Linked DNA regions of Homo sapiens: region 2 is linked to region 1. A link is a loop called in an ENCODE intact Hi-C map of the cell type or tissue named here. Cell type or tissue: A673. All regions are shown on one strand. Region 1 overlaps ATRX (ATRX chromatin remodeler). Region 2 overlaps ATRX (ATRX chromatin remodeler).

The links. Hi-C counts contacts between places; a loop is a spot of excess contacts. Peaks named below come from ENCODE experiments on the same cell type or tissue, not always from the same donor. Only the 100,000 strongest peaks of a DNase experiment are listed, where the experiment ranks them.
Region 2: it touches region 1 in a loop (4-fold over the local background); 4 of 110 quality-filtered maps call a loop at or near these places.

The regions. Positions count from the first base shown.
Region 1 is chrX:77,666,156-77,674,155 of GRCh38, forward strand. The region is part of intron 10 of ATRX (ATRX chromatin remodeler); the gene reads right to left. Among named protein-coding and RNA genes, the nearest start is that of ATRX, 120 kb to the right of the region's middle. In A673, no CTCF peak of the experiment used is centred here; a DNase peak (open chromatin) is centred at 3,036.
Region 2 is chrX:77,600,752-77,608,751 of GRCh38, forward strand. All of the region lies in intron 22 of ATRX (ATRX chromatin remodeler), which reads right to left. Among named protein-coding and RNA genes, the nearest start is that of FGF16, 160 kb to the left of the region's middle. In A673, no CTCF peak of the experiment used is centred here; no DNase peak of the experiment used is centred here.

The DNA of each region.
Region 1 (8,000 bases):
TCAGGAATATTTAGACAACACACAGAATCATCAATTGCTAAAGGAAGCCACAGATGGGTTTGCTTTTCTGAGGATTTCTGCCCTGATTTGTATTTCAATAAAGTGAAGATTAGATCACACCAATTTAAATCTTACTAAAGTTGAGCTATAAAGTTTTGCTCTTACATTTCTAGATCAATGGTTTGCACACTGTAAGCTTTCTTAAAATGGGACAAATACAGGGTTGCCAACTTTTCATTTTGCCAAAAAAAGAAATTTAAACCCAAATTCCATTTACTTTCATCATTTATAAAATAAAGACTATTTACAACATACCCTCCCCAAATTAGGAAACAGTTTCAGAATAAAGGGAAACCCTTTAAATTGAAGATATACATCTTTCTGGAAAAATTCTCTAAAATCATCTTTTTAAAAAAAATTTCAGCCAGGTGTGGTGGCTCATGCCTGTAATCCCTGCACTTTGGAAAGCAGAGGCAGGCAGATCACCTGAGGTCAGGTGTACGAGACTAGCCTGGCCAACATGGCGAAACCCTGTCTCTACTAAAAGTACGAAAATTAGCTGGGTGTGGTGGCGCATGCCTGTAATCCCAGCTACTCAGGAGGCTGAGGCAGGAGAATTGCTTGAACCCGGGAGGCGGAGGTTGCAGTGAGCTGAGATCATGCCATTGCACTCCAACCTGAGCAACAAAACTCTGTCTCAAAAGAAAAAAAAAATTCATGTATGTTTATTATAATGTTGTCTGCAATAGCAAAGGGTGAGAAAACGTTTAAACATTCAATATCAGAAACTGATTAAATAGTATTTTCACATGATTATCCATAAGAGATAGAAATTAAAATGATATTCTAAATAAGATTAAGATAGAAAATATTTATTAATATTCAGTGAAAAAGTAATTTATAAACCACAATATAGTTCTATTTAAAAAAAAAAAACTTCTAAAATTTGTATGTCCCTAAAAAAGACTAGAAGATACTAAAATAAAATGTTAGCAGCAAATTTCTATGTCTGGCACAGCACTTTTTTTTTCTGTTGGTATATATTAAAACCATCTTTAGTAATACTACACTGTCATTTCTCATGGACCAGAAAAACTTCCTCAAACTAATCTGAATAATGAATTTTGGGACGAATAAATATGTGTGTGTGTGTGTGTGTGTGTGTGTGTGTGTGTGTGTGTGTGTGTATAAAATATGTGAAGCATTGAATACTGGATTAGAAATGGAAAAACACAGTTTACTTGCAAGTACAAGATCTCATACCATCATTTGGGTTGAACACTAAACAGCCAACAAAAATACAATTCCTAATCTAGTTACTTGAAAGCCTAGTTCAACAACCTGATTTCAGTTTGTGTTTACAAGTTCAAAAAAAGTCTTTAAAAAATTCCTATTAACTATAAAGATTTGGTTGTTAATTGTAGGAAATCACACAATTTTTCTTCTTTCAAATCCCAGTCTCCAAAGAATATGTCTACTAAAAAACGGAAAGTCACAATACATAAACCTACTTAATGCATTCTCAAGTTCTGGATTGTCATTAGACTAAGAAATATGATGTACATGAGATAAAATACAATTGTATACCTATTAATAAATCATATAAAGTGAAATCAGATCCACATACTGTAGAAGTACAACTTAGCGACAACTTTCAGTAAGATCATAACATATAGAACAATCATAGTACATTCAGAAGCCAAAAAATTACAAACTTCAGGTCATTTTTCTCCAAATCACAAATTATATACAGAGTGATGGAGACTACCTGGCTAAAGGTTTTATTTTTGCCCTCTAACACCTTTTGTCCAAAGGAAAACCTAATTTATAGCTATGTAAATTAAGCCCTAAAAAGAATAAGTTGAATCATTTTGCATAAGTTATTACTGAAGTCCAATATGTCAAAGACCCAGTCTACCATAAACCTAGCCTATAACATAATAACCTACATTTCAAAATTAGAACTTAATTTAACGGACCTAAGGGCTGAGGCTGACCTTCAACCTGAGTAGCCAGCAAGCATGTTGAAGTGAGATGTGTCCCATCTACAAAGCCTGCTGTGAGATGCTTTAAAGGGAAACTCCACTACCTTAACTCTGGAGTCACGGGCCACAGAGACTTCAAGGATATCATCACTTGAGAACCAGCTGAGGCTGGCAAAGCATCATTTTGGAGGCCTCGGCTGGACCCATGCTGGATCATGCTGGATGTATAGTCATGATCCCTAGTTGATTCTGTTTGCTCTGAAGTTTCCTTTCTTGAGGCTTTCCAGGACGATGTACTGCCCCTGGAATCTCAATGCTCAATATTACATCTTGGGGCAGGTGTAGCATCCAAAGCAGTCACGACTCTATCAGAAGCATTAGAGGCACAGGCCGTGCCACTCTTGTGGCAGAAAACCTGGGCAGAGCCAGAAGTAATGGAGCCACTCCTCCATTTTCCTGAAAGGGAGGGAAGGGAGAGGGGGAGAAAGCAAAACAATATGGGAGGAAGGGTAAAAACCCACAAACAAACAATGATCGGAACTGGCGCATGAGAAAATAAATAGGACCCCAAAACCCACATATACTAAGTCTTCCAAAGTACATAATGAACACCAAGATAACACCATTACTAAAAGAAAGCACAAATAAAATAATAAGAAGTGAGCCCAACAACACAATGACAAACAAGCAATCGGGGAAAAAAAAAAAAAAACATAGGAGAAAGCCAAGAAAGCCTTTATTAACTCCAATCCTATCTAGAAAGGAAATGAGTAATGTCGCTTGTTTAAACGCTCAAACAGGAAAGGAAAGTAAACCACCTCTTGCTGATAGGTAAATCAATAATTCGAAATGTTGAGTTTCTTAAAATGCAATCAAGAGAAGGACCTCCTGCACCAGGGAGCTTTCGAGCCATTAACAAAAGCAATACAAAATGTTAGAGCCAGAAGGACAAACCTCAGAGTACAGCTTTGTCATTCTACAGATGAGGAAACAGGCTTAGATATAGGAAATGACTCAGCCAAAGAAACAAAGCTAACTAGTGGCAAAGTCAGGAGTAGAACCTAAGATCCTAAATCCCAATCTGCTATTAATTTTACTGTGCCAGCACTATACCCTCTACTTGTTAATACTTGTATGCTAATGAGTGCCTGGGCAAATACAGATGATGCCTTTTTTTTTTTTTTCCAGACAAAGTCTTGTTCTGTCACCCAGGCTGAAGTGCAGTAGCACAATCTCAACCTGGAGTGAGGGAGGCTCACTGCAACCTCTGCTTCCCAGGTTCAAGCAATTCTCCTGCCTCAGCCTCCCGAGTACGTAGGACTACAGGTGTGTGCCACCACACCCAGCTAATTGTTGTAGTTTTATTAGAAACAGGCTTTCACCATGTTGACCAGGATGGTCTCAAACTCCTGACCTCAGGTGATCCATCCACCTCAGCCTCCCAAAGTGCTGGGATTACAGGCATGAGCCACCGCGCTGACCCCCATTTTTAAAAATAAGTGTATTTCGCATATTTTAAATTTATGTATTTAGAAATGCAAGAACTCAAGCTTTAATTTTTTTTTTAATTTTATTTTAGAGACAGTCTTGCTCTGTTGCCCAGGCTAGAATGTAGTGGCACAAACACATATCCTTGTAACCTTGAACTCCCGGGCTAAAGCAATCATTCTGCCTCGGTATCCTGAGTAGCTGGAACTACAGGCATGTACCACCATGCCCGGCTAATTTTTTCTTTTTAGTAGAGACAAGGTATCACTACGTTGCCCAGGCTGGTCTTAAACTCCTGGCCTCAAGTGATCCTCCCACCTCAGCCTCCCAAAGCATTGGGATTGCAAGTGTGAGCCACTGCAACCAGCTTGAGTTTTTAAAGATGATAAAAGGAGTTTTAAACATATTTAATCCAGTATGCACTCTAAAATGCACGATAGGTCATCTGAGATACATTCTACAATGACCATTTTATCTTTTAAGAGGTTCTGAGAACAGGTTTGAAGAAAATTGCTGGAAAAAAATATATTTTTAGAAGGCCAAAATACTGGGCATCCATAAACAAGGTGATAAAATTTGCTTAAAAATTGGTTTTTGTGTACAATATCATAATAGAGTACTTAATTTACAGAATTATAAATAAGATAATGGGTTTAAATGCATGCTCTTTAGAGGTACCTAAGTATATGTAGTACTAAAGCATCACACCATATTTTAAAGTTTGATATATAAAATAATTCAAAGGAGTATAGCCAAGGAATGTTAAATATTTTAGTAGGGTGTGAGGCTTTGTTTTAATAAATGTCATATATTTAAAGGATAGGAATTAAAAAACAAAACATGTGGCCGGGCACGATGGCTCACGCCTGTAATCCCAGCAATTTGGGAGGCCAAGGCAGGCAAATAACCTGAGGTCAGGAGTTTGAGACCAGCCTGGCCAACATTGCAAAACCCCATCTCTACTAAAAATACAAAAATTAGCCGGGCATGGTGGCAGGCACCTGTAGTCCCAGCTACTTGGGAGGCTGAGGCAAGTGAATCACCTGTACCCAGGAGGCGGAGGTTGCAGTGAGCGGAGATCATGCCACTGCACTCCAGCCTGGGTGACAACGCGAGACTCTGTCTCAAAAAAAAAAAAAAAGTTATGGAATATGGAATTCTTCAAAATTCATATTAGTATATATTTCAACTCAGGTTCAAAATTAGTATCTTAAGTTTTCTATTAAAAAATATGACTGGCCAGGCACGGTGGCTCATGCCTGTAATCCCAGCACTTTGGGAGGCTGAGGCGGGTGGATCACTTGAGGTCAGGAGTTCGAGAGCAGCCTGGCCAACATGGTGAAATCTCATCTCTACTAAAAATTCAAAAATTAGCCAGGTGTGCTGGCGGGTGCCTGTAATCTCAGCTACTCAGGAGGCTGAGGCAGGAGAATTGCTTGAAACAGGGAAGTGGAGGCTGCAGTGAGCCGAGATCATGCCTCTGCACTCCAGCCTGGGTGACAGAGTGAGACTCTGTCTCAAAAAAAAAAAAAAAAAAAAATATATATATATATATATATATATATATAAAACTAAGGCATAATGATCTGTACCCCAAAATGGTGGAATTCACGAGATAATAATGAAGTCACCAAATAATCAAAAAGCTAAACAATGGTTTGAAATATTTTTTTTTAGTCGCAAATCCTACAATGTGGGTAGTTAATGAAAAGTAGCTCTGTATCCTTTTTGGTGAGGGTACCAGGAAAATTAATATCAAATGACTTTTTAAAAAAATCTTGGAGGTAGAACAATAAAAACTATGAAATTAAGAACCCACAGTTATTAATAATTCATACAGACTTATGTTTCAATAGGCCTGAATTATTACATGTGTATTCCCTAATTTTATACAAAAATCTAAACCAGTTTTAGAGGCATTTTAACAAGAAAAAATATATTCAAATTAATATGGGAAATTTGATCATATTAAATAACTAGTTCAATATTTTTATACTTGAAAAATGAAAACACAGAATTTACTCATCTCAAATTTCAAAATTTTATTTTGAAATTTCAAAGTTAAAGACAAAGGATATTAAGTCAGAAAAATGAATCACTTTTCCTAACACTAGAAATCCAAACTCTTCCTTTTTCTCTTTTTCTTTTTTTTCTTTTTTGAGGAAGACCTATTTCTTATTTTCTGAAAGTCCCAATATCACCAAAGAACAGAGAACAAGAAAGAAACACTGGTTATAATGTTTAAATCTTGACCATAGAAGGACAAAGGTCACCACTACACATCATATGTCTTTCCTGACTGGGAATTCTAGTAGAAAAAAGAAAGCCAGTAACAACTACAGCCAGTTCAGATATCTACAAGTAGATCCTATCTACTGGCTGGACACCTGTGTTATACTTAAATGACTTGCAATACTTACCTGTGCTATACAGACAAAGGAAATTGAAAAAAAAATTACCGTAAAATTGCTAGATATTTAAAACCCTTACTCAAATGGAAAAACAAGTAAAATACTTAATTTAAAACGCCACCTTTGTTTTTCAAGTACAATAAAGGAGAATCAAAGCAGTTTTGCTAACGAAACAGAACTACCACAAAAAAAAAATCACAGAAAAAAATTATTCCAAATTTAGCAAATTTGCATAGAGAATAGACAACATGTGTAGGAGACAGACATTTGAAAAAGTGTTTAAAATGAAAGCAAAGTGAACATCAAACGATTAAGGGACTTGTGATACATCCATGCCATTAATTGTGCTGAAATCAGGTAAACAATCATTAAATATCTTCTTAGGCATAAATAACATCCAGAAATCATTAGTTTCCTCCGAAAATATGCTGGATTAACAATACAGAGCCGTCATCAACAGCATACCCACACCAAGCCAGTAGGAAAAAAAAAAATCATTAGCATATTTTCTAGTTTGAAACACAAAATTATCATCAAATGATACAACAACAGTTGGAAATTTAAAATGCTATGGTCTAGTCCCAATATAATTAAATATAACAATGGGACAATTTTTTTTAGCAATCTCCACATCAAATTTCGCTTCTATGAAAAAAAAAGCATTTAGTCGCACCCACAGAGAAATTATGAGAAAAAATGTGGAGTATTACTAGACCCAATTAAGCACATTTCAACAATAAAGTAAATGTGTTTGTTAGGGGAGCAGACATCCATGTAGAAATCTCAGCTCTTAGTCAAAGTTGTCAGGGAGAAAGAATGCTTATTTAGAAAAACCTAGCACTTTGGTCTTTTGCTCTCAAAAGCTCAATTGTAAATATTTCTCACATCCTGCAAAATAAGCGAATAAAGAAATTTCAAAAGATAATTCTTTTTTGGGATAAATGGTCTCTTCAGTGATTGTTCAGTATGCAATCTCTAAAGACAAGCCTAGTTTAATGATCCTCAAAACTAATACTGTTAAAACTTGAACACACTACTATCGTATTACTTGAGGCTCATTCCCAGTACAGATATTAAATTAAAATATATGATATTATTAGAAAATGTTTGGTCAAAATATCCCCAGTTATATTGAACATATAAAGGAATTATGGTGTATTTTCAATGCCAGGCTAATTATTGAATTGAAATAAATTATATGAATAGATGTCTTTTCAGAGAAAGAACCAATTTAAAATCCAACTAACAGGTATTTGAAAGGCCAATGAAACCCTACCCTAATGGCACTTTCAAGTATATTACTTTAAAATTACGTGTATAAATGTGAAAACCTGACAACCTATTTGGTATTATTATTCTGCCATTGAGAAACTACATAAAGCCTAAGCTCTAAATTTTCAGTTATATAAAATTCAAAATATATGATTAGTCTACTTTTTTTTATAAAAAGCTAAACCAGAAACATACAAGTGTTGATCAATCTATAATATTCTGTCCTTGTTCATTAAGTAAATCCAATTAAATAGAAATTAATTTATAGGTTAGACCACTGTCTCATAATATTATACATTTACTTTCAAATATGAGTGACGCTACATAATAGCATGCTAAAACAGAAATGTATTCACATTTACTAAAATATTCAGGATATGACTAAGTTTTTTAAATGCCCCCAAAAGCCATCATAGCTTTAAAACAGAAAAAGTAAATAGTAGTTAAATCTGTTGTAAAACTTTCACACAAATATATATAAGTATATATGTTAGGGGAATTAAAAGTATTTACGTCCTAAATTTCAAAATTTCAAAACTTCTTTGGCTACAAACTAGCCTCTATATTTTAATAACAAATTATGTCAACTCTCATGATATAAAAAAGTAACATTATTATTAAAATTAAATGCTTGAACAAGAAAAAAGGTTTACAAAAATTTATTGCATCCAAATAGTTAACCATTTGCAATAATACACTATCGCTTCATAAACACCAACACTGAAAATGTATTACAATACTGCTAAAAAGACAAAGCATATAAGATTTATACACAATTTACACACAATTGTGTACAAATTTACATACAATTACAATATGCTGTCTACCAAAATACAACCTACTC
Region 2 (8,000 bases), 65 kb before region 1:
AAATTATCAAAATATTAAAGAATTTGTACTACAGAAATATGTGCTTTTTAAAATTAATGCATTAAGTAACAAAATATGCACAGGTTTAATAAATACCTAAAATTCTGAAGTATTGATAAACATAAATGATTTTGAGGTATCAGGAACAACATGTAAAAATATTTCTGATTTCTATTGGTAACAAAGTCATGGTTATCACTAACACTACTATAGATTGTTGCCTCTATTCATCACTGGGAAAAATGCTGCTGCTTTAGCTAGAGGTTAAGGGAAATCAATATATAATTTTTTTCTTATCCAGGTACATATAATCCCCTAAATTCTATCCATGGACCCTAGATTACAAACTCCTGTTATAAATAAACTTTGCTCCATGCAGATAGTCCTTTACTGACTCTCGCCAACTATGCTCACTCAAAAAAATTACTTCTAGGCAAGTGACAGTAGCTCACACCTGTAATCACAGCACTTTGGGAGGCCGAGGCAGGAGGACCGCTTGAGGCCAGGAGTTCAAGACAGGCCTGGACAACACAGCGAGACTCTGTCTCCACCAAGAAAAACAAAAACATTAGCCAGGTATGATGGCACACACCTATAGCCCTAGATACCCTAGATACTTGGGAGGCTGAAGTGGGAGAATCACTTGAGCCCAGGAGTTTGAGGTTACAATGAACTATGATTGCACCACAGCACTCCCGCCTGGATGAAAGAGCAAAACCTTGTCTCTTAAAAAAAAAAAAAAAAGACCTTCCAAAAATTATGTTTTTGATGTATAAAATGTAAATATTAGCTCTGCTCTATCCAGAATAATTTCAACAGAATTATCATTTTCCTATAAAACATAAAGAAAATGAATGCACGTTTCATTAATATAATAAAATTATCAAGAAGGTAATATGCAAAAGAACAAAACTGATTAAAAGGAAAAAACAGCATTTAAGCAATAACATATTTTCCTATCCACGGTTTTAAACTATGTAAGTTGTTTAAATAATTAGCAAATTTTGCCTCCACGAGTGAGAGAAAATTTAGTAGTGATATGAAACATTAATAATGCATAAAAATCTGCTGAGTATTATTTTGCCTGATAGAGGTTATTTCCATTGTGTAACAGAAATCACTGCTATGAAAATGAGGTATATAATTTCTCGGCATACAGCTGTTCACAATATTCACTTATAATTCTTTTTATTTCTGTAAGGTTAGTAGTGATACTCTTTCATTCCTTACTTTAGGTCATTTTTCTTTCTGTTCTTGTTTTTGTTTTTTTGATACAGGGTCTTACACTGTCACCCAGGCTGGAGTGCAGTGATGCAATCATAGCTTACTGCAACCTCGAACTCCTGCGGGCTCAAGCCATCTGCCTGCCTCAGCCTCCCAAAAGCTGGTACTACAGGCACATGCCACCAGGTTTGGCTAATTCTTTTTTTTATTTTTTGTAGAGACAGGGTCTCGCTTTGTTGACCAGGCTGTTCTTAAACTCCTAGCTTTAAAGGATTGTTCTGCCTTGGCCTCCCGAAAGGCTGGGATTAATAGGCATGACCCACTGTAGTCGGCACTTATTTTAGCTGTGCCTTTTTTTTTCATTACTTTGTAAGTGAAGGAAGGTTTGTCGATTATGTTAATCTTTTCAAAGAACCTACCTTTGGTTTCAATGATTTTCCCTACTGTTTTTCTGTTCCTCACATTTCTTTATTATTTCCTTCCTTCTGCTTGTTTTGGGTTTAATTTGCAAAGTAGAAGGTTGAATTATAAATTTGAGATCTTTCTTCTTTTTTAATACAGGTATTTACCACCATACATTTCTCTCTAAGTATTACTTAAGTTATATCCCATATTCTAGTACCCTGTGTTTTTGTTTTCATTAACCTCTAAGCATTTTTTAATTTCCCTTGTGATTTCTTCTTTGGTCCATTGGTTATTTAGATATATGTTGTTTAATTTACATGTATTTGTAAATTTTTAAACTTTCCTTCAGTTATTGGTTTCTAATTTCATTTGAATGTGGTTAAAGAAAATACTTTAGTAAGAAGAGGAATGTTTTAATGATAAATGCCTATGTCAAAAAAAGATCTCAAATAAGGAACCTATCTTTATACCTCTAGGAGCTAGAAAAAGAATAAGCTAAACCCAAAGCTTGCAGAAGGAAGGAAATAAGGATCAAAGCATTAGTAAATCAAATAATAGATAAGATATAGGGGGAAAAGTTGTTTTTTTGAAAAAAATAAGCCAAGCCAACAAACCCTTAGCCTATTAAGAAAAAAGAGAGAGGACTCAAATAAATAAAATAGACATGAAGACATTACAACCAATGCCTCAGAAATAAAGAAGGATCATAAAGAACTAGTATGAAAAATTATATACCAAGAAATTGAATAATCTACAGGAAATAAATTCCTACAAACATACAATATATCAACACTGAATAAAAAAGAAATAGCCTCAACAGACCAATTACAAATAAAGAGACCAAGGCTACTTGGGCTCTTATTTGGTTCCATATGACTTTTAGGATTGTTTTTTCTAATTCTATAAAAAATGACATTGGTATTTTGATAGAGTTAGGTTTGAATCTGTAGATTGCTTTGGGTAGTATGGTCATTTTAATAATATAATTCTTTTTTTTTTTCCTAGATGGAGTTTCGCTCTTGTTGCCTAGGCTGGAGTACAGTGGCGCAATCTCGGCTCACTGCAATCTCCGCCTCCCGGGTTCAAGCCATTCTCCTGCCTCAGCCTCCCGAGTAGCTGAGACTACAGGTGCCTGCCACCATGCTCGGCTAATTTTTTTTTTTTTTTGTATTTTTAGTAGGGACAGGGTTTTGCCATGTTGGCCAGGTTGGTCTTGAACTCCTGGCCTCAAGTGATCCGCCTGCCTCGGCCTCCCAAAGTACTAGGATTACAGATGTGAGCTACCGTGCCTGGCCAATAATATTAATTCTTGAACAAAGCTGAAGGTATCACATTACTTGACTTCATATTACCCTACAAGGCTACAGTAACCAAAACAGCATGGTACTGGTATAAAAATAGACACAAAGATCAATGGAACAGAATACAGAACACAGAAATAGAGACACATACTGACAGTCAACTGACCTTTGACAAAGTCAATAAAAACATATACTGGGGAAAGGACACTCTTTTCAATAAATGGTTCTAAGAAAACTGGATTCCCATATGCAGAAGAATGAAACTGGACCATTATCTCTAACCATATGCAAAAATCAACTCAAGATAGATTAAAGACTTAAATGTAAGAGCTGAAACAATAAAAATACTAGAAGTAAACCTAGAGAAGTAACCTAGAGAAAGTAAACCTGGAGAAAATCATTCTGGACATTGGCCTAGGCAAATAATTCATCACTACGACCTCAAAAGCAAAGCAACTAAAACAAAAACAGACAAATGGGACTTAAATAAAAAGCAGCAAAAGAAATAATTAACTGAGTGAACAAACAATCTGCAGAATGGGAGAAAATATTTCCAAACTAGACATCCAACAGGGGACTGATATCTAGAATTTACAAGGAACTCAAACAACAACACAAAACAAAACAAATAATTCCATTAAAAAGTGGGCAAAAGACATAAATAGACATTTTTCAAAAGAAGATATAACAAATGGCCAACAAGCATATGAAAAAATTCTCAACATCACTAAACGTCAGAAAAATGCAAATCAAAACCACAATGACATATCTTCCCCAGTTAGAATGGCTATTATTAAAAAGTCAAAAAATAAATGTTGGCAAAGATGCGGAGGAAAGAGAATATGTTTACACTATTGGTGGGAATGTAAATTAGCACAAACTCCATGAAAAACAGTACAGAGATTACTCAAAGAACTAAAAATAGAACTAACATTTGATCCAGCAATCCCACTACTAGGTATCTACCAAAAGAGAAAGAAATCATTATATCAAAAACATAAAAAAAAAGATACTTGCACTTACATGTTTATTGTAGCACTATTCACAATAGCAAAGCTATGAAATCAACCTAAGTGTCTATCAAAAGATGAACAAAGAACACGTGGTATATATACACAGTGGAATACTATTTGGCCACAAAAAAGAACAAAAGCATGTCTTCTGCAGTAACATGGATGGAACTGGAGGCCATTATCTTAAGTGAAACAATTGAGACACAGAAAGATAAATAGTGTCATGTTCTCCCTTATAAGTGGGGCTAAATAATGTGAACACATGGATGTAGAGTGTGGAATGACAGACAATGGAGACTTGGAAGGGTCGGGGGAAACGAGAAGAGTGAATGAGAAACTACTTAATGGGTAGAATGTACATTATTCTGTGTATACACTAAAAGCCCTGACTTCACCACTATAATATATCCATGTAACAAAATTACACATGTACCCCATAAATTTATACGAATAAAATTAAGATGGCTCACGTCTGTAATCCCAGAACTTTGGGAGGCCAAGGCAGGTGGATCACCTGAGGTCAGGAGTTCGAGAACAGCCTGGCCAACATGGCGAAACCCTGTCTCTACTAAAAATACAAAAAATTAGCCAAGCATGGTGGTGGGCGCCTGTAATCCCAGCTACTTGGGAGGCTGAGGCAGGAGAACTGCTTGAACCTGGGAGGCAGAGGTTGCAGTGAGCTGAGATCGCACCACTGCACTCCAGCCTGGGTGATGGAGCAATACTCTGTCTCAAATAAAACAAAACAAAATAATTAAATTAAAAATAGAATTAAGAAAAAGAAATAAGTAGTAATAAAAAAAAACCTCCCAACAAAAATCACCCAGAACCAGATAGCTTCAAAACTGAATTCTACCAAACATTCAAAAAACCATGAATACCAATTCTTAAACTCTTCCAAAAAACAGAATTACAGGAAATACTTCCAAACTCTTTTTGTGAGGTAAGCATCACCCTGATACCAAAGGCAGACAAAGATGCTGAAAGAAAAGAAAACCATAGGCCAATATCACTGATGAACATAGATATTAAAACCCTCAATAAAATACTAACCTAATTCAACAACACATCAAAAAGTTTAAAAGTAGAAAAGTAGAAAAGATCAATGAAACAAACACTTGGTTTTTTGAAAAGATAAACTCAACAAACTTTTAGTCAGACTACTTATGAAAAAAAAGAGAGAATACCCAAATAAATGAAATCAGAAATGGAAAAGGAGACATTAAAACTGATACCACAGAAATTTAAATGACCATTAGAGGCTACTATGACCAACTATATGCCAATAAATTGGAAAACCTAGAAGAAATGGATAAATTCCTAGACACATGCAATCTACTAAGATTGAACCAGGAAGAAATCCAAAACCTGAACAGACCAATAACAAGTAATGAGATCAAAGTAATAATAAAAAGTCTCCAAAGCAAAGAAAACCTAGAGACCCCAATTTACCTAAAGAATTTTCATTTTAGGTTCATGGGTACATGTATGGGTAAATTTACCCCAATTTATGTGCACATGTACCCCTGAACCTAAAATGAAAATGTAAAATAAAATAAAATAAACATATTATGGCATGTAAAGCCCCAACCCCATCCCCCAAAGAAAAATTAAAAAATGAAAAGCCAGGTACCTAATACCTTCACTGCTGAATTTTACCAAACATTCCAAGAAGTACTAATTCCAATCCTCCTCAAACTATTCTGCAAAATAGAGAAGGAATACTTCCAAATTCTTTCTGAGACCAGTATTACAATGATACCAAAACCAGACAAGGACACATCAAAAAAAGAAAACTACAGGCCAATATTCCTGATGATCATTCATACAAAAAACCTCAACAAAATACTAGCAAAACAAATTGAACAACACATTAAAAAGGTCATTCATCATGACCAAGTGGGATTTATCCTAGGGATGCAACGATGGCTCAGTTTATGGAAATCAGCTGAGTGTGATGGCTCACACCTGTAATCCCAGCACTTCGGGAGGCCGAAGAAGGAGGATCCCTTGAGCCCAGGAGTTCAAGACAAGCCTGGGCAACATAGAGACCTCATCTCTACAAAAAAAAAAAAAAAAACCCACACACACACAAAAATACATACATACACACATATAAATATACACACACACATATATGGAAATCAATCAATGTGATACATCGTTATGAACAAAATAAAGGATAAAAACCATATAATCATTTCAATTCATGCTGGAAGCACATGTGATAATATTCAACATCCCTTCATAATAAAAAGCCCTAAAAAACTGGGTATCAGAGGAACATACTTCAACATATTAAAGCTATATACGACATACCGACAGCTAGTATCATACTGAATGGGAAAAAACTGAAAGTCTTTGCTCTAAGATCTTGAACACAACAAGGATGCCCACTTTCATTACTGTTATTCAACATCATACTGGAAGTCCTAGTAAGAGTAATCAAAGAAGATAAAGAAATAAAGCGCATACAAATGGGAAAGGAAGAAGTCAAATTATCTTTGTTTGCAGATGACATGACCTTATATTTGGGAAAGAAAAAAAACTAAAGACTCCACCAAAAAACTATTCGAACTGATCAGCAATTTCAGTAAAGTGGCAAGTAACAAAATCAATATACAAAAATCATTGGCATTTCTATATGCCAACAGTGAACAATTTGAAGAAATCAAGAAAGTAATCTTATTTACAATAGCTACAAATAAAACAAAATATTCAGGAATTTAAGAAGCGAGGCAGGGCACGGTGGCTCATGCCTGTAATCCCAGCACTTTGGGAGATCAATGCGGGTGGATCACTTGAGGCCAGGAATTCAAGAGCAGGCTGGCCAACATGACAAAACCCTGCCTCTACTAAAAATACAAAAATTAGCGGAGCATGGTGGTGCACACGTGTAATCCCAGCTATTTGGGAGGCTGAGGCATGAGAATCACTGAAACCAGGAGGTGGAGGTTGCAGAGAGCCAAGATCGCACCACTGCACCCCAGCCTGGGTGACAGAGACTCTGTCTCAAAAAAAAAAAAAAAAAAAAAAGAAGTAAAAGAACTCTACAATGAAAAATATAAAACATTGATGCAAGAAATGGAAGAGGACACCAAAAAATGTAAAGACATTCCATGTTCATGGATCAAAAGAATCAATATTGTTAAAATGTCCACACCACCTAAAGCAATCTTCATATTGAAAGCAATCCCTATGAAATAAATACCAATGATATTCTTCACAGAAATTGAAAAAACTATCCTGAAATTTATAAGGAACCACGAAAGACCCAGAATAGTGAAAGCTATCCTGAGCTAAATGAACAAAACTGGAGGAATCACATTACATAACTTCAAAGTATACTATAGAACTACTGTAATCAAAACAGCATCGTACTAGCATAAAAAAGACACATAGGCCGGCCGGGCACAGTGGCTCACACCTGTAATCCCAGCACTTTGGGAGGCCGAGGCAGGCGGATCATGAGGTCAGGAGATCGAGACCACAGTGAAACCCCGCCTCTACTAAAAATACGAAAAATTAGTCCAGCACAGTGGTGGGTGCCTGTAGTCCCAGCTACTTGGGAGGCTGAGGCAGAAGAATGGCGTGAACCCAGGAGGCAGAGCTTGCAGTGAGCCGAGATTGCACCACTGCACTCCAGCCTGGACAACAGAGCGAGACCCCGTCTCAAAAAAAAAAAAAAAAAAGACACATAGGCCAATGAAACAGAATAATTAACCCAGAAACAAGTTCACACACCTACAGTGAACGCATACTCTACACAGGTGCCATGAACATGCACTGGGGAAAGGATAGTCTCTTCAGTAAGTGGTGCTGGGAAAACTGGATATCCATACGCAGAAGAATGAATCTGGACACCTATCTATTGCCATATATAAAAATCATATTCAAATGGATTAAAAACTTAAATCTAATACCTTAAACTATGGAATTACTAAGAGAAACCACTGGAGAAACTCTACAGGACATTGGACTGGGCAAAGATTTGAGTAATACCTCAAAAGCAGAAGCAACCAACACAAAAAAATGGACAGATGGGATCATATCAAGT